3 separate regions of the Mus musculus genome follow, and all the other regions are linked to region 1. Evidence: chromatin loops called from intact Hi-C (ENCODE). Cell type or tissue: left cerebral cortex. All regions are shown on one strand.

The links. Peaks named below come from ENCODE experiments on the same cell type or tissue, not always from the same donor. Only the 100,000 strongest peaks of a DNase experiment are listed, where the experiment ranks them.
Region 2: a loop joins it to region 1, with 2.2 times the contacts of the local background. A loop is called at or near these places in 6 of 42 quality-filtered maps.
Region 3: a loop joins it to region 1, with 2.6 times the contacts of the local background. A loop is called at or near these places in 20 of 42 quality-filtered maps.

What each region holds. Positions count from the first base shown.
Region 1 is chr6:83,277,201-83,285,200 of GRCm38, reverse strand. Slc4a5 (solute carrier family 4, sodium bicarbonate cotransporter, member 5) reads right to left here. Exons shown (of 25, transcript NM_001166067.1): 14 at 7,630-7,688; 15 at 5,037-5,237. Among named protein-coding and RNA genes, the nearest start is that of Mthfd2, 36 kb to the left of the region's middle. In left cerebral cortex, CTCF peaks have their summits at 4,450 (motif pointing right) and 6,075 (motif pointing right); DNase peaks (open chromatin) are centred at 4,452 and 6,098; H3K27ac peaks cover 535 bases.
Region 2 is chr6:83,227,671-83,235,670 of GRCm38, reverse strand. It overlaps a transcript of Slc4a5 not described here. Among named protein-coding and RNA genes, the nearest start is that of Slc4a5, 5.7 kb to the left of the region's middle. In left cerebral cortex, no CTCF peak of the experiment used is centred here; no DNase peak of the experiment used is centred here.
Region 3 is chr6:83,218,167-83,226,166 of GRCm38, reverse strand. It overlaps a transcript of Slc4a5 not described here. Among named protein-coding and RNA genes, the nearest start is that of Slc4a5, 15 kb to the left of the region's middle. In left cerebral cortex, no CTCF peak of the experiment used is centred here; no DNase peak of the experiment used is centred here.

The DNA of each region.
Region 1 (8,000 bases):
ACACCTGTTCTCTGTGTGGAAAGGAATCAGCATGGCGCACTGACATCGGCTTAGCATGGTCACGCTGCTCATTCCTTGGAGTTAACCCGCCTCCCACCTGCCGGGAGCCCCTTAAGGAGTTCAAGCCTGATACAAGACAAATGAACTTTTCAAGTACCTCCAGGAGAGAACAAAGGATAACGAGGCACACGGTCATCCCAGTTTCCGGAAAGATGGCTGAGCAGAGGGGCTCACACTGAGTTCTCTGGGTGACTGACTGCTCTCTCACCCCCTCTCTCCGTCACCATTGTAGATGAGCCAGAAGGCAGGCAGCAGGATTCTGGGTTTGGACCCGGTTTGCTGAGCCATCTAGCTGGCCTCCATGGTCTGCATTACTAAGTGTAAGTCCTACCTCTGGATCGGGGCTTGGGTTTACTTACACCATCCTCCCTGCCCTCCCCTCAGTCCAAACCCTGGGAGTTATTTCTCAATTCCTTCCAGGAACTGGCTCTGCTGTTTGTGGCACATTGCTGCTCCCAGGGCCTTTTTTTACCATCACAGCAGGGGGCATTACTGCCCTGTCCTAGACACCTTTCCTCTCCTTCTCTGTGCCCTCCTCTGACACTTCTACTTGGATCCCTAGTATCAAGTGAATTCTTTTTGTAAAAAAAAATTTTTAATTTTTAATTATGTGTGTGCGCAGGGTGGTGGGTTTGTGCTTGTGAGTGCAGTGCTCATGGAGGTGTGTGTGTGTGTGTGTGTGTGTGTGTGTGTGTGTGTGTGTGTGTCAGAACCCCTGGAGTTGGAGCTACAGGCAATATGAGCTGCCAGAGGTGTATACTGGGAATTGAACTCAGGTCCTTGTAAGAGTAATACATGATTTAGCCATCTCTTAAACATGCACATACATACATACGTACGTACATACATACATATATACATATATATTACATATGCTATTTGATATATTATATATAAAGATATCTACAAAACTCTGGCTGTCCTAGAACTCATGTGTAGACCAAGCTGTCCTGAAACTCACAGAGATGTACCTGCCACTGCCTCCTAAGTGCCAGGATTAAAATTGTGTACCACCATGCCTGGGTCCATTTCAATTCTAAAAGGTTAAATGCATAAATATTGGTCACAGCACAATCAAGACACAGGGCAGGTATATACTTAGTTTCTTATAATCTTCTCAGCATTTAAATCAAAGAATTATTAAGTTAAACAATATGAATTCGACATTTTGCCAAATATAGGTGATTTCACATGGTCTAACCTAATACAAAGATGGGTATAATACCTTAAAATGTATAAATTCTCCTGGGCGTGGTGACACACAGCTTTAATCCCAGCACGCAGGAGGCAGAAGCAGGTGGATCTCTCTGAGTTTGAGTACAGCCTGGTCACATTGTGAGTTCCAGGACAGCTATAGAAAAACCTGCCTCAGGGAGAGGGGGAGGGGGAGGGGGAGAGGGAGCGACAGACCTCCATCTTGTTGATATATTTCCCTCACACCCAGTGGTTTCCCTGACTTTGCTCTCTATAGAAAATTACTGACAAATTTATCTCCTTCAACAAAGTATAGTATTGTTCTCTGCAGTTAAAATTTTTACCTAAATGGTAGCACATTGTTGTTAATCTTCTGACACTTGCTTCACTTGCTCAACATCATGTTTATGACTTTTTCCCCTGGTAGACAGAGCTGTGGTCTGTGTATATTAATTGTAATTTAATGGTTCCATTATTTTTTGTATTAATTTATTTAAATGTTTTATTTTATGTGCATGGGTGTTTTGCCTGCATGTGTATGAGTGCACTGAGTGTGTTCCTGGTGCCCAAGGGGGCCATAAGGGTGTGTTGGATTCCCTGGAGCTGAAGTTACCAACAGTTGTGAGTCACCATATGGGTGCTGAGTACCAAGCCCAGGTCCTCTGAAAGAGCAGCTAGTGCTCTTAACTGCACCATCACTCCAGACTCTGTTTATGTATATGTTGTGCTGTAAATTGACTCTGATTAGCTAGTGTGGTCCTCCTACTTTGGGAAGCTGATGCAGGAGAATTGCCATGAGTCTGAGGCTAGAGAGACCCTAGGCTAAATGAGATCCTGTTTCAAAAACAAACAAACAAACAAACAAAACTGGTTACTTTCAATTTTTTCCTCTTGGAATCAATGCTCTTCTGACAATGTTTGTCCATGTGTGGGATTTCTTTGGTGTGTACCCAGGGTGTGCGCGTGTGGACATGATGGTTTGAAGATGTCGTCATCGTCAGCTTCATTTCAGGAGCAGAGCATTCTGTACCACTTGGTTGACTCCTGACCAGCACTTTGAACCTCTACTTCCTGGTGTTCAGCTCTGCATTCACCAACCTCATGAATGCTAATCTGTGCAGCCTCAGATGCAACAGAGCAACAGCCCTTTCCTTTTCTAAGGAAGGAAGGAAGGAAGACAGACAGACAGACAGACAGACAGAAAGGAAGGAAGAAAAGTGTGCATGTGTGTGTGTGTGTTCACATGTGTGGAGGTTGGAGGACAGCTTGTGGGAGAGGGTTCTCCTTGTACCACGTGGGTCCCAGGGATGGAACCCTGTCTTGGTGGCAAGCACCTTTACCTGCTAAACCATCTCACTGGTTCCTAACTTTGGTGAAATTAAACTCAACTTCAGCTAAAGATGTGAAGGCAACAATGACGCTACTGAAAAAAGACAAAGAATTTGGTCTGTAAGACCGAGATACTTATCAGAAAGTGTAGAATTGAAGACCGCAGCTCTGGCATATAAATAAAGCCAGTGAAATGAAAGATAAAAAGTCCAGAAGGAACACTGTCATGTGGGAACGTGTGAGACACGGCAAAGATGCTTTGCAAGACAGTAGAGAAAACAGTGGTTTTAAAAAACAACAACAACAAACTAGGACAATGGCTATTTCTACAAAACCACAAAGGACTATTATCTCCCATTGCACACCAGAATCGCTTACAATGGATTGCAGAGCAAACTGGAAAGGCAAACCAGCAGGCTTTCAGAGTGCGGCATGGGAGATTACTGTATTTTTTTGCATGGGAAATTCTGTGTTTTACTACAGTAAAACAGAGAATTTTGTAATCAACAGATTCCACTGGAAAAGCCAAAGAGTGGGCAAGGCTGGAGAGAAGGCTCGACGGCTGAGAGCACCGGCTGCTCTCGCAAGGTATGGACCCCAGCACCTACCTATACAGTGGCTCACAGCCATCTGTAACTCCAGGTCCAGATGATCTGACACCCTTTTCTGGCTTCTTTGGACACTACTGCATGCATGTGGTGAGCACATGTACATACAGACAACACATTTGTATACATGAAATAAAACAAGTGAATTTCAAAAACAATAAGGAAAGTTAAAAGGGGCCTGGCAAGAAGGTTCAGTAGCCAAGCCTGAAGACCTGAATCCTATCCCCAGTACCACAGCATGGAAGGAGAGAGTTGACCTCTGGTGTCATGCATAAACCACAGTACACCTACGCACACACAAAAATAAATAAAACGCAATAGCAAATTTTAAAAGAAAAATCGAAAGACCACTTAATAGAACAGAAACAGATATTTACAACACATAAATCACACAAAAAAGAGAGTACACGCCACACAGAAATCAAATTCAATAGAAAACATGTGATAAATTGAAAGAGAACATTTTCAAGAACAAAGCCAGTTTGGCTATATGGTCAATAAACACAGGATGGAAGCCACCTTTAATCCCAGCACTTGGGAGGCAGAGGCAGGCGGATTTCTGAGTTCGAGGCTAGCCTGGTCTACAGAGTGAGTTCCAGGACATCCAGGGCTACACAGAGAAATCCTGTCTTGAAAAACAAAACAAAAACGAAGAGGGAGAGGGAGAGGGAGAGGGAGAGGGAGAGGGAGAGGGAGAGGGAGAGGGAGAGGGAGAGGGAGAGGGAGAGGGAGAGGGAGAGGGAGAGGGAGAGGGAGAGGGAGAGGGAGAGGGAGAGGGAGAGGGAGAGGGAGAGGGAGAGGGAGAGGGAGAGGGAGAGGGAGAGGGAGAGGGAGAGGGAGAGGGAGAGGGAGAGGGAGAGGGAGAGGGAGAGGGAGAGGGAGAGGGAGAGGGAGAAGGAGAAGAAGAAGAAGAAGAAGAAGAAGAAGAAGAAGAAGAAGAAGAAGAAGAAGAAGAAGAAGAAGAAGAAGAAGAAGAAACAACACAGGACGAGGGGAACAAAAGAATTAGAAACTCAAGGCGCTTAGAAACAAAAGGTCAAAAGAGTGTTGTCAAGGGAACCTGGGCCTTTCTGCCTCCAAAGTCTGGCTTGTGGGATTGTTTGTTGTTGCTTTGATTTCATACTGGAGATTAAACCCAGGGTCTCCTCAATGCTGGACAAGCAGGCTCTAAGCCTAATCTTATTCTTAAAACATTTATTTCTTTTATTTGCATGTATGTCTGTGTAAATGAATGTCATGCATGTGCAGGTGCCTCTCGTGGCCACTAGAGGGCATCATGCCTCCCCAAGTTGGCAGAGCATTGTGAATCACCCAATGTGGGTGCTGGGAGCCAAACTCTGGAAGAGTAGCAAATACTCTTAACTGTTGAGCCATCTTTGTAGCCCCTTTGTTTTCTTTCGAAAACAGGATGACTTTGAATTTGTGATCCTTCTGCCTCAGTCGCTATGGAGCTGGGATTACAGGCCTGGGCCACTGGGCTGGGCAAAGTCTGTGCTCTTTAATTTGTAAAACTCCTTCAGCCCAGTGCTTTCTTGATGTCCATTCTTTCAGAAAACAGAGCCCCCTGGAGGGACTAAGATGCAGTGTTCCTTCCCCCCACCAAAAATTAGCGCACGCGTGCGCTCACACACACACACACACACACACACACACACACACACACACGCAGGTACCAAATAAATTGTGGGAACAGGCTCTCTCTTTTCATCATGTGGGCCTTGGGGATATAACTCAGACCATCAGCCTTGGCAGCAAGCATGGCTGCCCGCAGAGCCATCTCACTGTGCTGAGTCTACCTCAAAACACTCTGGATGCAGATCCTGACTGCCCGCAGGAGATACTTACCTTGGTGGGAAAATAGCGGCTGAACTTGAATTTCTTCAGAGTCAAGGTCATGGAGTAAGTCCCAAAGAAAAGGATGAAGGACATGAGCGCCAGGTCTGGGACGAACTGGCAGGAGCTCCCGAGCAGGCGCCCGCCGTAGCTCAGGCACTCCTTCTTGCTCAGCAGGGACCAGTCCAGCGCTGTGAGGTTAAGGGGGGTGTACTTGGAGACCAAGCACAGAAGAAAGGGGGTCAGGACCCTCCTGTTAGGCAGTGTGTCCTTCCTGTGACCCAGGTAACCACACCACCTCCAAACCTTCAGGGTCCCTAGCCCTCCTGTCCAATATCAGACATGTTCTTGGGGGCAGGCTGTACAGAGAATGATAAGCAGGCAGCTCCCTAGAAAGATTAGGGACTGAAAAGTGTTTCTCTGGAGTGTTCTGGGATCTGTGGCTTAGCGGGCAGGAGGGAGATGGTTTCTCCCTCAGTAGGTCTGTCTCCTATTCCTGTCCTTCCCAGAGACACTAGTGTGGCTGTTTCTTTCCCCATGACACACCCTCATTAACTTCTTCTTGCGTCACTTCAACTCTCAGCGCCCCAAATGCTCAAATTCAGGCTGTGGGCTTCACATGTGTGAATTTAAGCAGTTACAGATTAAAAGAAAAAATTGTACTTGTGTTAAACATGAAGACTCCTCCCATTATTCTCGAAATACATTCTATAGCAGCCATTTACACATCATATATAGTGTATTCTGCACTGTGGATAATAAGATGATTTAAAGAATGTAGAGTATGGCGGCAGGTTAGTTCAAACGCAACATTTTGTAAAAAAGGATTTGAGCATCCATGGGGTTTAAGTATTCTAGTGGACATTGGACCCACTCCTTTGTGGATATCAAAGGATGACTGCATTTATATATTTCCAACAGTCATAAAAGGAGAAAGGAAAGGAAAATAATTTATGATAAAATTTCACTCATACTTTTGACTATTTTAATTATGTATCAATGCGTGTAACATTGTTTGTACTGTGCATGTGGGTGCCTGAAAAGGCCAGAAGATGGCGCCAGGTCCCCATGGAGCTCTTGTGAGCCACCTACTATGAATCCTGGGAACTGAGCTCTGGTCCTTTGAAAAACCAGTCAGTGCTCCTAATTGCTGAGTCATCCCTCCAGTCCAAATATATACTTTTAAAAGTTAGTGTGCTCATGTTTAGAAATAGCTACTTAGTGAAGCAAACAGATGTTTGCAGTAATCCTCTGAGAGTGGGCTAGTTGTGTGTGGGAGCAATAGGTGGTTACTTTAAACTGCCAAGTTGATTCAATCTAGAATCACCTGGGAGGAACTGTATACATGAGGTTGACCTGTGTGACTATGTCTGTAGAGGATTGCCTTGACTGTGTTCATTGATGTGGGAAGACCCAGTCCACCATAAGTGGCACCATTCCCTAGACAGTGCATCCTGGACTGTGTAAGAGTGGAGACAGCCAGCTAGCCAGTAGAGCATACATGCATTCATTCCCGACTGGGTGCACACGACTCACTGCTTCAAGTGCTTGTCGCCTTGCCTTCTCTGCAGTGATGAACTGCAGCCTAGGACTGGGAGCTGAATAAACCCTTTCTCCCTTAAAACGGTTTTCCTTTGCCAGGGTGCTTTATCACGTGAAGGTAAGGACTGAAAAGCCAATGTAAAGACAGACCAAAGCATCCCAGCTGGTCCATTGGAGCCCAGATCCCAGCACATAGCCCCTTACATAAAACAGGCACTGGCAGGGCTGGAGAGATGGCTCAGTGGTTAAGAGCACCGACTGCTCTTCTGAGGGTCCTGAGTTCAAATCCCAGCAACTACATGGTGGCTCACAACCATTCATAATGAGATCTGACTCTCTCTTCTGGTGCATCTGAAGACAGCTACAATGTACTTAGATATAATAATAAATAAATCTAAAAACAAAAACAAACAAACAAAAAAAAAAACAGGCACTGGCAGGTAGGCACTGCCCCAGTCTGCTCTTCTCAAAGTCTTATGTGTGAACATTTTTGGCTAATAGTCAGTTGAGGTAGATATGAACTGAGCCATTAGTTGCCTGTGCAAGGGAACTTGAGCAACCTTAAGGTCACTCACGGCTTACAAAGCTGCCCCACGGCTACATGCTCCCCTTTACCTGGATTATAATTTTGCATCCTTCCATCTACTTAGGCTGGAGAGGCCTACAGCCCACACTTCCTTCCCATTTTTCAGGAAGGCAGGGCAGCTAAGGTCCTTGGAGGCTATTAAGCCAAAAGGCTGATCAAATTCATTGAGCAGGGGGAGTCTAATAAACCTTGGGTGCTGGAAGTGCACTGTTGGATGGGAACTGGTGGTTTCCAGGCAGACCTGTGCATATATGTGTGTACCTCTGTTCCTGGCCTCCCCTGGGAATGCACATGCTATCGTTCTGCATAGAGAAGGCACGCACTGATGATGCTGTAGAATAGGATGCTTTCGGTTACAAACTAAAAACATCGTTCTCAGAACCCATGTGCTCCTGGGACTCACCTCCCAACTCCTTCCTGACTCCCCACCATAAACAAAACCGCATGATCAGTCTGCCCTGGAAGGAAGAGGCTTACCAGAGACGTGTTGGTGTTTGGTGCCAGTGGGGCTGAGGCATTGACCGTGGTTGTGTTCACTGGAGAAGACACAGAAGATGGGGTGCGATCAGTGGTTCCCAGTTCCTGCAGCCTCTAAGCGCCCCGGCCCTTTCCCAGCCTCCCTCCGAACTCTCCTACTGCCTTCAGCTTCCCGCTCTGCTCCCACACAGGACGGTGTTGGACACGTGACTCACAGGAAGCAGCTGAGTCTGCGCAGAAGAGCTCATCCTGAGGACCTCTATCAACGCAAATGAGCACCCTGGTGCTGAGACAGTGAGGAGTATGCGCTGAGTCCCTGCTGGGTGCTAGTGTTCCAAAGAGCTAATTCCATGTCATGTATTATGCCAAAC
Region 2 (8,000 bases), 50 kb after region 1:
GTAACTGGAATAATCCTAGCAATGTGACAAGCACTCACCGGCCCCTCAAGTGATATTCCTACCATTGCGCTTGTGGCTATGACCAGCTTCCTATCACCAGCCTGCTCCCACCCTGAACATCCCAGGGACCTCGTCCTTTTCACTGTCTGACCCTGCCCCGGCCACTTCTGCTGGGGCCCTTCCCTATCACAGCCCCTCCTTCCTGCCCACTCAAGGTTTATCTTACCACATGTTGGACCACTGCATCAGGGACTTCCCTAAGGTGCTGTGGCCCCATGTACACTTAGTATGTTACAAGCTAGCCCTCCTCATGAGAAATGCCACAAGTAATGGCCCCTTTGGTCTGTAGTGGAAGAGGTGCATACTGTGGGCCCAATTGTTGAAACAGACTCAGACAAACTAGGGGCAGTGGCACACATCTGCAGTTCCGGCACTTGGGAGATAGAAGCAGGAGGCTCAGGAACACAAGGTTAACCTCAACTGTAAAGTGAGTTCCGGGCTAGCCTGGGCTACAGAAGAACCTGTTTTACAAAAAAAAGAAAAGAAAGAGAGAGAGAGAAAGGGAAAGGGAAAGGGAAAGGGAAAGAAAGGAAAGGAAAGGAAAGGAAAGGAAAGGAAAGGAAAGGAAAGGAAAGGAAAGGAAAGGAAAGGAAAGAAGCAGAAGGAAAGGAAGAGGAGGGAAGGAATAATGTGAGGAGGAAAAAAAAGAGGAGAGGAAAGAGAGAACACAAGAGGAGGGGAAGGGAGGAAGAAGAGGAAAGGAGGAAGAGTAGGAAGGAGAGGAGGAGGGAGAGGAGGAGGGAGAGAAGGAGGAAAAGGAGGAGGAACAGACTGGGCCTGGCCTTGGAGGGGAAATTTGGAAGGACACAGAGTGGCTTTAGGTTTTTTTGGTGTTGGTTGTTTGTTTAATGGAAGTGCACAGGTGAAGACTGCTTGCCCCACCCCAGCCCCACCCCCAGCGAGCTTGCTCCACCCCCAGCCCCACCCCCAGCGAGGAGCAAGGGCTTCAGAACCCTAGGAATGCTTTGGGGAGCAGTTAGCGCCACCTGAAAGTCAGTAACTTCGGCCTCTGACGGAGCCTTTCTTGTTTCCCCTCTCCCTCGGCTCTGCATGGTCAGGGTCTGACCCACTTCCGTGACATTGCTGTCTGCTGACCCGGGGCTTACACAGCAGGGGCACTCACTAAATAGTTTCTGGGTGAGTGACTTTGACTAAAATCATGAGCACATCAGCGAGGGATTAGCTGCCACAAGAAAGGAGCTAAGTGCCTGAGACCCCGGGGACAGGAGCTAGGGGTGGGGCTGTAGGAGGTGCGAGCTGCCGCGAGTGGCACTGGGCCCCAGAATACAGGGCAGAGGGAGACAAAGCCTGAGGGTGCCAGGGTCGTTCTTGCCAAGGGTGTGAAGCGAGTGTTTGGGATGAGCGAGTTCTGTATGAGAACTCCATGCCCTGGTGTCGTGACTGAGAAATTCCTTTTCCTGACGTTGTACATAAACTCCACATGTGTTGTTCTCTAAGGCAGGAGAGGAGAACCTGCCTGTTTGTGCTCACAGCAGTCCCTCTTGTGGAAGATGGCTTTGGGGACATGGGCCCAGCCCATTTCCCACCCCTGAAAGCGGTCTTTCAGCGATACAGGGCGCCATAACCCATGAGATCGGGAGTTGTTAATTAAACATCTGATCTGTGCCTGGAAAGTCTGACCTGGGTCTCTCAGTTAACTGGTCCTCCCTGATGATTCCTGGGAAGCTGAGGGTGCAGGCAGAAAGAGGAAGGAATAGATCTGCCACAAGCTGCTGGAGAGACCATGCAGCCCAGGGAGGGGACTCAAGGTCGCTGTGTCCTCCAAGCCTGCCTGTGCCTTGTGCCTTGCGTAGAGGCTTTTCTGCTCTCAGGTGGATGGCCTATATACACTTCCCTGGCCAAGACCAATTCTTAGAAGTCTCTGTGCTCTCTCTCTCTCTCTCTCTCTCTCTCTCTCTCTCTCTCTCTCTCCCCTCTCTCCCCCTCTCTCTCTTTCTCTCTCTCTCTCCTTAGCTGCTCCACTGAAGCTGATCTCTTTGTAGATGAACTGTACTTTAAAGTAAGCAAGGTATGAGCAGACCCTCTCTTCCAGAGCACACTCTAGTCCCAGGGTATAGGTAAGTCACTCAAGATGGGTATGGGTGCTTGTCAGAAATGCTGACCACAGCAAAAACACAGGCCATCTTAACTGACCTAGAAGTTATGTCATTTCTGTCCTCGTTGGATCTGCTGGCCTGCATGAGTGTAAGAAGCACAAAGCCAAGCTGGGTGTGATGGCGCATGCCTTTAGTCCCAGCACTTGGGAGGCAGAGGCAGACGGATTTCTGAGTTCGAGGCCAGTCTGGTCTACAAAGTGAGTTCCAGGATAGCCAGAGCTATACAGAGAAACCCTATCTCGAAAAACAAAAACAAAACAAAAAAGAAGAAGAGGAGGAGGAGGAGGAGGAGGAGGAGGAGGAAGAGGAAGCACAAAGCCCTGGTCCCTAAGAGTTATTTCTTGAACTGCCTGAGGCAGTCTCCCATCTGGTCACAGACAGCTCAGTAGTTAAGAATGCTTGTTTCTTTTGCAGAAGGCCCAGGCTCAAGTTCTCAACTAATTCTAAATAGCTCACAACTGCCTGTCACTCCAGTTCTGGGAGGTTGGACACCCTCTTCTGGCTTGAGTGGGCACCTTCATGAACACGGCACACATACATACACCATCAGGCACACATGCATATACATAAAGTAAAAGTAAATGAGTCTTTTTTAAAAGGAAAAAAAAGTCACATTGACCTGGTATATATGACCTGTCTATAATCTCATCACTTGGCTGAGGCAGGAGGATTGCTATGAGTCGAGGCCAGCTTGGACCATAGTGATTCTCTGTTGGCTCAAGGTGTAGGAGGGCCATTTCAGGTGAGAGCTATGCCAATGGGGCTGCCATTTCTCCTCTCTTCATTGGTGACTCTGTGGAGTAGCAGTGAACTGACTTGTAACAAACATAGTTACAATAGAAACAGTATCTCTCTGTGTCTCTCTATGTGTCCAATCCCACCCAAGTAGGTTTCTTTGCTATCAGTATAGCTCTATATATGAAATTCTAAGGTGTGGAGAGCCTTCTTAAAAACCCTAAGATTGTGCTGGAGCGATAGTGCAGCAGTTAAGAGCATGCACTGTTCTTGCAGAGGATGCAAGCTCATTCCCAGCCCCCATGTCAGGTGGCTCAACCACCTTTAACTCCAGGAAATTGGACACCTCTTCTGGACTCCACAAGCTCCCGAACTCATATGCATATGCCCCGGTGTCTACACTCGGAAACACAAAATTCAAAATAAACCTTTAAAACCTTTTAAAACTGCAAATCTAGGAATTACAAATCATGGGAATAGTTAGAACAGGAAGTACCTGGGAATTAGTAAAAGATGGAAGGGAGGCAATGGGCTGTGAGGAAGCTCTGTGGGGGGGTGTGTGGGTGTGGGTGTGTGGAGGTGGGAGGGTGCTAGAGGTCAGTCCCTGGGACACACATGGTGGAAAAAGCTCCTCCCCCCTGCCCCGTGTGTGTGTGTGTGTGTGTGTGTGTGTGTGTGTGTGTGTGTGTGTGTGTGTGTGTGTGTCTGTCTGTCTGTCTGTCTGTCTGTCTGTCTGTCTGTGTTTCTGTGTGCTAAAACAAACAAATGCTACAAAGATTGGAGGCAAACAGGTGTAACAATCTGAAGAAAGAAAAACAGGTCAAGGAGAGCCTCTCTGGCTGTGTTCTGAAGAGGGGAGCAAGCAGCGCCAGACTGGCATGTGGCTGTCTTCCCAACAGTGCTTTTGGATGGCATCAGGCAAATCTTGGTGTGTTTGGGGGTAGGACAATGACAGCCCAGGCTTATTTAAAAAGTCCCTTAGTCTTTTCCTTCTGAGTTCCCTAAACCACTCTGCTCCTCAGGGCAGGGGAAGGGCATCAGTTTCAATGTAAGATCAAAGAGCAAGCCCATGTAAATCCCTGAGGGAAGGGCAACCCAGGAGGGAGGGAAACCAGCCTTCATCAGTGTCACCCGTTCTGGAGACCCAACATGATAAAAAGGCAATTTACTATGTCACAGCTGCCAATCCTAATCCTAGATGTGCAAATGCCACACTGGATGTCCTCAATGTTTGGTTTAGTGAATTTCGTGAATTCATTGTCATTCAAAAGTGGATGGTTGCAGCTAAGCTAAGAGGGAGAAAGAAGCAAAAAAATTAAGGACACATGAGGAGACTCAGAGGGAAGTGAGGTAGGTTAGAAGTACTGAGCCTGCAGGTCGGTAGCCTTGGAGAAACTTCCAGAAACCATGAGGCAAGAGGCTGGGGTCTGAAGAGCCTCACCCTGAGGCTGGGAGACTACCATATGCCTAGGCCAGCTAGCAGACAGGAAGGCTGGAAACCTCTCAGATCCACCTCTAACGTGTAAAGCATGCAGGGGAGAAGCCAGAGTATGCAGGTGAGATAGAAAGGTGAATACTATGAAATGACCCATAAAGGGTCACAACTCTCCAGACAGTATCCTTGAACTTATAAGCTCCTCCCTCCCCTGCCGGCTTCCTGTCTTGGAAGTGTTTGCCCCCCTTCTGTCTCTGCTACTGTTACTCTCCACTTGTCCCCGCCCAGGTTTCTCATTCAGGGCATAAGAACCTAAATCTCTCATCAGGTGCCCACTGGACTCACACCCACCAATAACAGCTACAGAATCATGTAAAGTATTTTGTTTTGTATGTATATGGGTATTTTGCCTTCGTGTATGTCAGGGCATGATGTTCATGCAGTGCCCACAGAGGCCATCGGGGCGTGTTGAATCAGCTGGGCCTAGAGGTACAGATGGTTGCGAGCCACCATGTGGATGCTGGGAATCCAACTCCAGTCCTCTGGGAGAATCGACACTGAGCCACCTTTCCAGCCTTCACTAGAGGATTTTTAAGAATGGGGGTTCTAGTATCTCATTTTTAAAGCTGAGTATCTTAGGGGCTGGAGAAGCATCTACCTCCCCCCTTCTCTCTACTTCCTTCATTTCCTCCTATCCCGAAGGTGAGAAAGCTATCCCATTTTAAAGATTCAGGCTCTAAAAGAAGCCCATTTTTCAGGGTCTGGAGACATGACTCAGTGTTTAAGAGAACTTGTTGCTCTTCCAGAGAATCTGAGTTTGGAACCTAAGATCAGTTGCCAACACCAGAGCATGGCAGGCAGCTCACAACTGTATATAAATCCAGCCCCGGGGAATCCGAATGATCTCATGCAGATCCACACAATTAAAAACAATAAGTCTTTAAAAAGAGAAACGTGTGCTGGGTAGTTTTATGTCATCTTGACACAAGCTAAGGTCATTTTAGAGGAGGAAACTTCAATTAAGCAAAGGCCTCCATGGGCCTAGAGAGATGGCTCAGCAGTTGGAAGCATTTACTATTCTTCCAGAGGACCCAGGTTCCCTGTACCCACATGGCAGCTCGCCACTGCCTGAAGTTCCAGTTCCAGAGGATCTAGAACCCTCACACAGACATCACGCAAACAAAAATATCAATGCACATAAAAATAAATACATCTTTAAAAAGAAAGAAAGAAAAATGCCTCCATAGTCCGAGTTGTAGGAAGGCCTGTATGGCACTTTCTTAATTAGTGATTGATGGAGGATGGGAGGGCCCAGCCCATTGTGGGTGGTGCCATCCTGGGGTGATGATCCTGGGTTCTATAAGAAAGCAGGCTGAGCTAGACATGAGGAGCAAGCCAGTAAGCAGCATCCCTCCATGGCCTCTGCATCAGCTCCTGTGGTCAGATTCCTGCTCTCAGTGCTTTCAATGATGAACTGTTATATGGAATTGTGAATGAAACAAACCCTTTCCTTTCCAACTTGCCTTTTGGTCATGGTGTTTCATCCCAGCAATAGTGACCCTGACAAAGACGAACCCAACTATCTTTGTGTATATATTTGAAGCAGCTTGCTTCAGACACTCCTGGATAGAGGAGATGTTGTAGAGAGAAATTAGTCCTCTGCCTCTGCTCTTCCTCATCAAAAATGGGAACCAAGGGCTGGGGGTGTAGCTTAGTTGGTAGAGCGCTTGCTTGCATAGCATTCACAAAGCCCTGGGTCTGATCACTAGTACCAGTGCTGGTGCAGGTCTGTGAGTCCCAGAATTTGGGAGGTAGAAGCAGGAGGATCAGGAATTCAAGGCTAGGCCACATTCAAGTTAGGCCCATCCTGGGATACATGAGACCCTGCCAGAAGGGGTTGGAGGGCAGAGAACGGGATAGAGACAGAACTTATAGGAAAGGAAGGAAGGAGAGAAAGAAAGGAAGTCAACAGGAAAGGCTTCTCCATCCTAAAGCCTTGGAACTCTCTCTCTCTCTCTCTGTGTGTGTGTGTGTGTGTGTGTGTGTGTGTGTGTGTGTGTGTGTGTGTGTGTGTAAAACAGGTGCCTGCAAAGGCAGAAAAGGATATTGAACACCCTGGGACAGAGTTACAGACAAGTGTGAGCTGCCGTGTGGGCACTGGGAATCAAACCCAGGTCCTCTGAAAGAGTAGCCAGGGCTTGTATCTGCTGAGCCATCTCATTAGCCCCAGTTTTTTTTTTTAAGTTTTATTTTATTTTATGTATATGAGTACACTGTAGCTGTACAGATGGTCGTGAGCCATTGTGTGGTTGCTAGGAGTTGAACTCAGGGTTTCTGCTCTCTCCAGTCCAATGTTATATGTAAACACACTGTAGATACACACCAGAAGAGGGTGTCAGATCTCATTATGGATGGTTATGAGCAACCATGGTGGTTGCTGGGATTTGAACTTAGGACCTTTGGAAGCTCAGTCAGTGCTCTTAACTGAGCCATCTCTCCAGCCCTTGTTTTTATTTTTAAATGGCCTTGAAACAGTTCAATACCCAGTAAGTAGAATTAAGCTTCAATATTTTTTCTTGAGCCTCCCATCAGAAGGAGTTTATAAACATCTCAGCAGCAGTGAAGTTACCCAAACCAACAAAATGTCTGCTCATAGAAGCAAAAGGCTTGGGCTCTGTGCTCTTAATATGAGTCAGTATGTGTAAGTGCACTGTGGGAGAGCCGACCAGGCACAGTGGACTGAGTCTTTATCTCAATTGGTAACCCCTGGCAATATGGTGTGACCAGCCACCCAGTTCACCTCCTTGAAGTACTTCCATCCTGAGAAGACAGAAGCAGTTGGCAATCCACCATAGCTGGCCACCTATGGATGAGGGTACTGAATGCTGGGATATCCCAGCTTGGGCCAGGCCCACCTGGTTGGGACCTGGGTCAAGTTCTCATTAGCTGCTGAGTAGAGTGAAAATGAACTCAAGCATTCATGAATGCTTCTCCTAAGACTCTTGCTTCTGTGTGAGATTCTCTGATCACAAAAAAGAGGTGGCTGTGTTCTCATGCTAATTATGTTACCCCATAACCTGTTTGCAGTGTTCCACAGGTAGGACTAAAGGAAGCCTGCCCCCAGTTGTTTTTTACCAGAAGCTAATGGCTGGGCAGGGAGACAGAGGTGGGAATTTTAAGATTCCTGGGAAGGGACTGAGGAAGGAGGAAGCGGGGATTCCACTGTAGTGAAGGTGTAGGACAGACCACGCCAGAAGGGCACAGGTAGGAGAGGCAACCGACACGTAGGTATAGGGGGAAGCCGCCCAAGGTGAGCTTCCCAGCAGGGTCCGGGGCATCAAAGATGAAATATAGATTCAGTAATTATTAACTCCAGAATATTGGAGGGGCGAATATGTTAGCCGAGGGGAAGTTTGGGAGTGTCGCAGCCATTGAGCTGCTTAGGGCATATTGAAAACAAGGCTGTGTGTGTGTGTGTGTGTGTGTGTGTGTGTGTGTGTGTGTGTGTACGTGCGTGTGTGTGTGTGTGTGTGTGCGTGTGTGTGTGCATGTGTGTGGGGGGGGGGAGTTTAGAGCAGATTAATCAATTACTGCTTCACAAAAGCACTTATTTTCCAGGGCAGAAAACATGTCTCTTATCCATGCTCATCGTG
Region 3 (8,000 bases), 59 kb after region 1:
AGCTTCAGAAGCAGTTTGGAGGATGTGGGGCGTCTGGATGGAGCCGAAATCCCGACGCTTGGGGAGGCAGGATTCCACCTGGGAACCAGCGCACCAGGTGCTGGGATGAAGGTTCTGTCAGAATACAAGGGCCCCACCTCTCAGTCTTGCCACTCTGCAGCAATGATGACAAGCAAGCCCAGAGAAATAAGTCCACATTTAAAGCTTGAAGCATGCTCTCTGCTTCTGCTTCTGCTTACCCATCATTATAAAATCAAAACATCATGGCTCAGAAGTAATTATGACACGCTGCTCTTACAGAAGACCTGAATTTGGTTCCCAGCACCTATACCAGACAGTTCACAACAACCTGCCTCTACCTTTAGCTCCATGGGGCCTGATAGCCTCCTCAGGACTCTGAGCCACCTGTTCTCACGTGTGCACATAACTAACTACATACAGACACATCAGTTTTTTAACATCACATCACACCGTTGTTAAGTCAGAGATTATTTACTACGGACTTCAGGTCCTCCAAGTCAGAAATTCTGTTTCAACAGGAACAGCCCCATAGTTGCCTTGTGCAGATTCTAACAGAGCTGCTGGTTTCTGTGTGTTCTAAATGTTGGTATCTGTCATTGATCATAGCTGGGAGCGCTCATAAATTCAATGGCTATATGTTGGGGGAAACTCTGCCCTAATCCACACAGACAAAATGCCCAGTCCCTAGAGACATGTTCAGTCCAGTCTTTTTAATATGAAAACATGACACTGTCAACTACAAAGTTCACACCTCAAAAACTGCACAATTGAGTTACAAAAAAAAAAATTAATGCCAAAAAAATTGGGAGTGTTTGAGGGGTGTGTGTGCATGTTCACATGTATGGGCTTTTGTGTGTGTACACATCGTGTGCTTGTGGAAGCCCAAGATTGATGCTAGATGCCCTAGCTATTCTCCATATTATTTATTCAGGCGAGCGCTCTGACTCAAACCCAGGGTTGGATGACTGGGTAAGTCTAGCTAGCCAGCTTGCTCTAAGGATTCCCTATCGCTACCTTCCACGTGCTGAAACTGCAAATGCCTGCCACAGGCACCCAACGTTTACATGTGTTCTGGGAGCTGAACTCTGGTTTCCATACTTGCACAGCAAACAGCAAAAGCTTCCCCCACTGGGCTGTCTCCACAGCCCATCAGAAAGTTCTTAAAGTAAGCTTACGGTTCTGTGTTGGGCCACAGTCAGAGCTAGTTAGTGTTCTGTTGGGCACGCCTGCTAGGACATGGCACACTGGTCTACCAGCTTCAAGGACACACTGCCAAGAGTCAAGGACAGAGACAGCTCTCTGTAGTCCCCAACTAGGAGTGCTGATATGGTGGTAAAGACAGAATTCTCAGACACCCCCCCCCCCTGGGCTTCACATGAGGTTTTCAAAGCGTCTTCACCTTGTTCTGGCTGTCTCCTCTTGTAGCTTGTGGGGTCCAGCTTTTTGACCCCAGCCTTCTCCTCGTCCACCTTCATCACTACAAAGGAAAAGATGGACAGAGCTTCAGAACATTAAAGGGTACAGGACACTGGGAAGATGGCCCAGTGAGTGAAGTCTTGCCTTGCTAGCAGAGTTTGATTCCAAAATATACTGCCCCTGCCCCACCCTGAGATCTTTTTTTTTTTAAAGATTTATTTATTTTATGTATGTGAGTACACTGTAGCTGTACAGATGGTTGTGAACCTTCATATGGTTGTTGGGAATTGAATTTTTAGGACCTCTGCTCGCTCCAGTTAACCCCGCTCACTCTGGTCCAAAGATTTATTTATTATTATGCATAAGTACACTGTAGCTATCTTCTGACACAGCAGAAGAGGGCGTCAGATCTCATTAAGGGTGGTTGTGAGCCACCATGTGGTTGTTGGGATTTGAACTCAGGACCTTCAGAAGATCAGTCAGTGCTCTTATCTGCTGAGCCATCTCACCAGCCCCAGAATACACTTTAAATAAAGATTTATTTATTTTATATATGTGTGTGGAATCAGATCTCATTATAGATGGTTGTGAGCCACCATGTGGTTGCTGGGAATTGAACTCAGGACCTCTGGAAGAGCAATCAGTGCTCTTAACCACTGAGCCATCATCTCTCCAGCACTTCCCCACTCCAAACCCACTTTTAAAAACCCAGATGTGGTTCTGCACACTTGCCATCCCAGTGATTGGGAGTTGGAGACAGGGGTTCACTGATCATTGAGCCTAGCTGAATTTGAGAGTTCCAGGCAAAAATGAGAAAGCTTGTCTCAAACACAAGGTGGAGGACATGCAGAAAAAACGGTACCTTAGGTTAACCTCTGACCTCCATATGTACAACATACCTGTGTCATGTTCACCTGAACACACATACACAAAATAAAATAGAATTGTAAATTTAAAAAATAAAATACAGATGAAAATGGCTGTCATTAATAGGTAGCATTTTGAATGCTTCCCATTTATGACTTAATATTAGTATTGGTATTAGTATTAATTTACTTCGCTGAGGATGCAACCCAGAGCCTTGCCTATCTTAATACACAAGTATTCAACCACTGAACCTCACCTCCAACCATACTAGTCCCATTATACAGATACCGAACTGAGGCACCAAGAATTTTAATTACTGCCAAAATAGAGAAAGAGAAATTCAAACCCAGATTGTCTGTGTTGGGAACTACGCAGAGTTCTTAGCCTTAGGATTTCTAAAACTACAGTTCTACCATTAAAAAATAATAGAAATATCAAACTTGACATTAAAAATGTTTTGAATACCTGAATTGATCAACTACGAACTGCTGGTACAAAAGGCTTATTTTTGTTTGTTTGTTGTTGTTTTGATACAGGGTCTCATTATGTAGCACTAGCTGGCCTGACATTCACTATGTAGACCAAGCTAATCTCTAACTCACAGATACTCCCATCCTTGCCTCTTGGGTGCTGAGATTAAAGGTAGTCACCACAACACCTGGTGTGCTTACCACCACACCCGCCATGTTTAAAAACTTTTGTGCAATAGAAAGGGAGTGACAAGAGCCGGGCATGGTGGCACACCCCTTTCCTTCCAGGTCTCAGGAGCAGAGGCTGGTAGATCTCTGTGTTTGAGTCTAGCCTGGTCACCACAGTGAATTCCAGGTCAACCAGGGTTACAAACTGAGACCCATCACAAAAACAAACAACAGTAGCAAAACATGCTCAATTGATTGTGCCAATAAATGTCACACCTGTAGAGTGCTATCTATCAGTGCTCTTAACCACTGAGCCGTCTCTCCAGCCCCTCCCCATTCCGAATCCACTTAAAAAAAACCCAGATGTGGTATTGCACACTTGCCATTCCAGTGATTGGGAGTTGGAGACAGGGGTTCATTGACCACCCAGCCTAGCTGAATTTGAGAGTTCCAAGCAAAAATGAGAAAGCTTGTCTCAAAACACAAGGTGGAGGGCATGTGTCTGATGACTGGCGTGCATTCGATTTGATCTGTTGTCTTCTATACCAGGCCAGTGTCACTGCCATATTGGCTGTTAAGTATTCTGAACATCACTGATGGAAATAACTGTCTTGGGGGATGGAGAGGAGGTCTAGAGGGAAAGGCTAGGGCAGGGTGTCTAGGTGCTGGTGCAAAGGCTGGCAGACCTCCAAGATGCTAGCTTTCCTTAGCTTTCTTGTAATGATGGTGCCATCTCATTAGCAAATTTCCCTCTGCTGTTTCAAATCTTGACATCATAGCACATCTGGAAAGCCCCATATAAGGACAGAAATGAAGAGTAAGCCCTATTCTTAGAAAACCCAACCCACTCCTGAAGGTCCCCTAACATAATTCATGGACAATTTACCTTTAAAATGTGCTGTGCAAAATTCCAGTGGTGGCCAGGGAAGTGGCTCTGGGTAAAAGCACTGCCCCCAAAGTCTGGGGAACTGAGCTCAATTCCCACAATTCACATAAAGGTGGAGAGAGAGAAATGACTACACACAACTGTCCTCTGATCTCTCCAAACTGGCATCACACACACACACGCACACACACACACACACACACACACACACAAAATGGTGAATTAAAAAAATTCATATTTAAACATCACAACAGTTCAATTCTCTCCCCTTTAATGCCTGTACTTTTATCTGAATGTCTACCTTTGCCTCCACAAGACAGCATCTCACGTATCTTACAATGGCTTCAAGCTTGATGTGTGAACACACACACACACACACACACACACATTTACACATTGGAAAAACAGCAACAAGGAGACTAAAATCATTTGCTCCAAGTCATAGAGCCAGCTCTGGTAGAGCCAGTACTGAGTTTCTGAGTCCTAAGCCCAAGGAAGTAAGGGAGGAAAGAATGGAAGAGGAAGGAAGAGAGAGAGATGAAGAGAGAGGGATGAAAGGAGAGGGGTGAAGGGAAGGGAAGAAGGGATGGGGAGGAAGGGAGAGGGAGGAATGGTGAATGGAGGGTTCTGGGATAGGCTTCCACCAGACACCCACCTTTGGGTTCCAGGCTCTGAGCACTGTCTGAATTCCTGTACTCACCACAACCAGGGCCCCATAGAAGCTGTCACTTCCCTCAACACCTTCAGTTGATTGAGTGCCTACATCTGAAGAGAACCAACCCCTACAACCACTGTGATATATTACCAAAAGGTTTGTAGCAATGACCCCTGGCATGCAGTAGATGGAAGAACTTACAAGGACAGTTTCTCCTACCTACAGGCTCGCCCTTACCCAACCAGAACCAGCATTTTCTTATCTACCTCAGATCCCAAATCACCCTGGCCTTGAGCATGGTTCACAGTTCAGACCAAATCGTCTGTTGTCCGGAGACACTGGCTGGCACCTTTCCATGTCATTGCTGTCAGCCCAGGATCCCCAAGAATACTCTAAAACCTTCCTGACAAGACAAGTACTCTAAACTTGGAGGGCTGAATCAATGGTGTCCTGGCACACAGACACTCCAAGTCCCCACCCAAGCCTTTATGTCCAGGATGGCAGGACATAGAGCTATGGGCAGCTGTAAGATACATAGCACCTCATGACTGTCAAAACCCTGATGGCAGAGTCGTCTGCCATCTGAACACTTGCTCCCCCACCCCATCCACAGGGCACATTGATTCAGGCAAACCCATTCAGATATGTACACCACAGGCCTGGGCACAGTCGGGATGGACAGTCTGATTATTAGGGGAGAGCAGCAAAGGATGCTAGTTTATCCTCAGCATGGACAGCCATGGCTCTGGACATGAACTATCTAGGAGAAAGCTTGCACTACACTTGATGCTCAACCATTAGGAGTATTTTCTTCTACCTGTATTTTAAGCAATTTAACCTTTACAGTTAAGAACGTTAGACCAGATAGCATGGTGTCCGGTGAACCAGAGACTTCCCCTCTGCCATACCTTGGATGGTTTTTGTCAAACAAACCATGCCAGGACCATGCCAGACCTTAGGAAACTGAGCTAGAAACCAGACAAAGGAAGGTGGACACGGTTTCAGATGCCTGTCATCCCTTGAGAGATGGAGGCAAGGAGGATCAGGAGTTCAGGTCCAGCCTGTGCTACTTAGCTAGTTCCAGGCCAGCCTAGGACACAAGAGACCCTACTTCAAACGAACCAAACAGAGCAAAGAACAGAGAAACCAGAGGAAGGCCACCTTTTGACTGGAGGCTCATTTGTTGCCTCCGGGCCTACCAAGCAAACCCCTATACTCCAGAAGAGAAAGGAAAAAACAAGAAAGTGAAATATTCCTGAGCAACTGCCCGTAACCATGCCACACACCACATCCACAACCTAGAAGCAGAAGTGCGGTATGAATAGCTGGCCACCAGTCTTTCTCCATCCCCGGTGTTACACCAACAGGCACCATTCATTTCTCTACAACTCTCAGGGAGAGAAGAGGCAAGCCTCAGGCTTCTGGGTCCGTCTGAAGTATTGCCTGTCTCACAGGCATTGGAAAGGCAAACAGAAATACAAGGGGCCAAGAAGCAAAAGGTATTTGCTTCCTTCAGATAGAAGCAAGCTGAAACCATTCACCAGGGTTCTGGGAGCGCAGAAGTCTCTGCTCAGCTCCATTCATCAAACCAGTGGACTCTAGAAAGACAAATACGGTTTAACAAGGAAAGGCAAACACCCTGGGCTCATATAGAGGGTTTGTCTAGCATTCTGGGCCAGTGTGTGTGCCAATCCTGCCTCAACACTCAGGATCCACACTGGAAAAACACACTCCATATATGACACTTCAGGCTGCAGACCCACCTGTGTGTTCTTAGCAGTGGACACCAGGCTCCAAATGGCAGGAAGACCAGAGCCCCTGGCTCAGCTCCCGTTGGGTTGCAGGAAGGCTTTCTGTGGCTTCCAGACTGAGCAGTATTTGGGGCATTGGAGATTGACTTCTAGGGTTCAGTAGCGGTCAGCCATGTGACTGGGGTGGGGGAAGGAAAACTCCCGCAGGGTCAGGCAGGGATGCCTGATTGGCTGGACAGACCAGGGCATGGCAGGGGCTAGCTGGGGACGACAACAGTCATGGGCAGGGGACACCACTCCAATTTCTTTTCAGATTTCATTGGTGATTTTTAACCTCGTGAGCAGTTCATGGCTGTGGTATGTTCCAGCCTTGAATCTGAAATACCAATTCATCTCCCTGCTCAGTTGTATCTAAGATCTTTTCTCTTTGAAATTCTGTATCCTGTATGTGTGTGTGTGTGTGTGTGTGTGTGTGTGTGTGTGTGTGTGTATGTGTGTGTGTGTGTGCCATAGTAGACATACGGAGGTCAGAGGACCTCTTGTGGGACTCAGTTCTCTCCTTCTACCTCGAGGGCTCTGGGTATTGAACTCAGGTCGTCAGGCTTGTCAGCAGATATCTTTAATGGCTCAACCTTCTCTCTGGCCTTAGCTATTTTGTTTCATTTATTCTGCCTTGGAAGGATGTTATAGTTGGAAGAAAAACATGAGGATGATCTCATCCTACCCCAAAGTACCCATTTTAAATTCAGGGAAACTAAGGCCCAAAGAGATGTGGCATCATTTCTAGAAACCTACGCAGGCCTAGGTCTACCATGTGACCCCCGTTGGGACAAAGTTACAGCTCATTTGAAGGTGTTTAACTTTCAGTGTTTAGGTCTTTAAGGACTGATGCTGGGAAGGGATCTGTCCCACTGAGGGCGTCTAACGGTGCAGCTATTAGACTGAGAAACGGCAGGGAATAATGCACCAGGGCTACAGACAGCACAGGGAAAAATGCACCAGGGCTACAGAAGTGCAGGGAATAATGCACCCAGGGCTACAGACAGCGCAGGGAATAATGCACCCAGGGCTACAGACAGCGCAGGGAATAATGCACCCAGGGCTACAGACAGCGCGGGGAATAATGCACCCAGGGCTACAGAAGCGTAGGGAATAATGCACCAGGGCTACAGAAGCGCAGGGAATAATGCACCAGGGCTACAGAAGCGCAGGGAATAATGCACCAGGGCTACAGACAGTGCAGGGAATAATGCACCCAGGGCTACAGAAGCGCAGGGAATAATGCACCAGGGCTACAGAAGCGCAGGGAATAATGCACCAGGGCTACAGAAGCGCAGGGAATAATGCACCCAGGGCTACAGAAGCGCAGGGAATAATGCACCCAGGGCTACAGAAGCGCAGGGAATAATGCACCAGGGCTACAGAAGCGCAGGGAATAATGCACCCAGGGCTACAGAAGCGCAGGGAATAATGCACCCAGGGCTACAGAAGCGCAGGGAATAATGCACCAGGGCTACAGAAGCGCAGGGAATAATGCACCAGGGCTACAGACAGCGCAGGGAATAATGCACCCAGGGCTACAGAAGCGCAGGGAATAATGCACCAGGGCTACAGACAGCGCAGGAAATAATGCACCCAGGGCTACAGAAGCACAGGAAATAATGCACCAGGGCTACAGAAGTGCAGGGAATAATGCACCAGGACTACAGACAGCACAGGGAATAATGCACCCAGGGCTACAGACAGCGCAGGGAATAATGCACCCA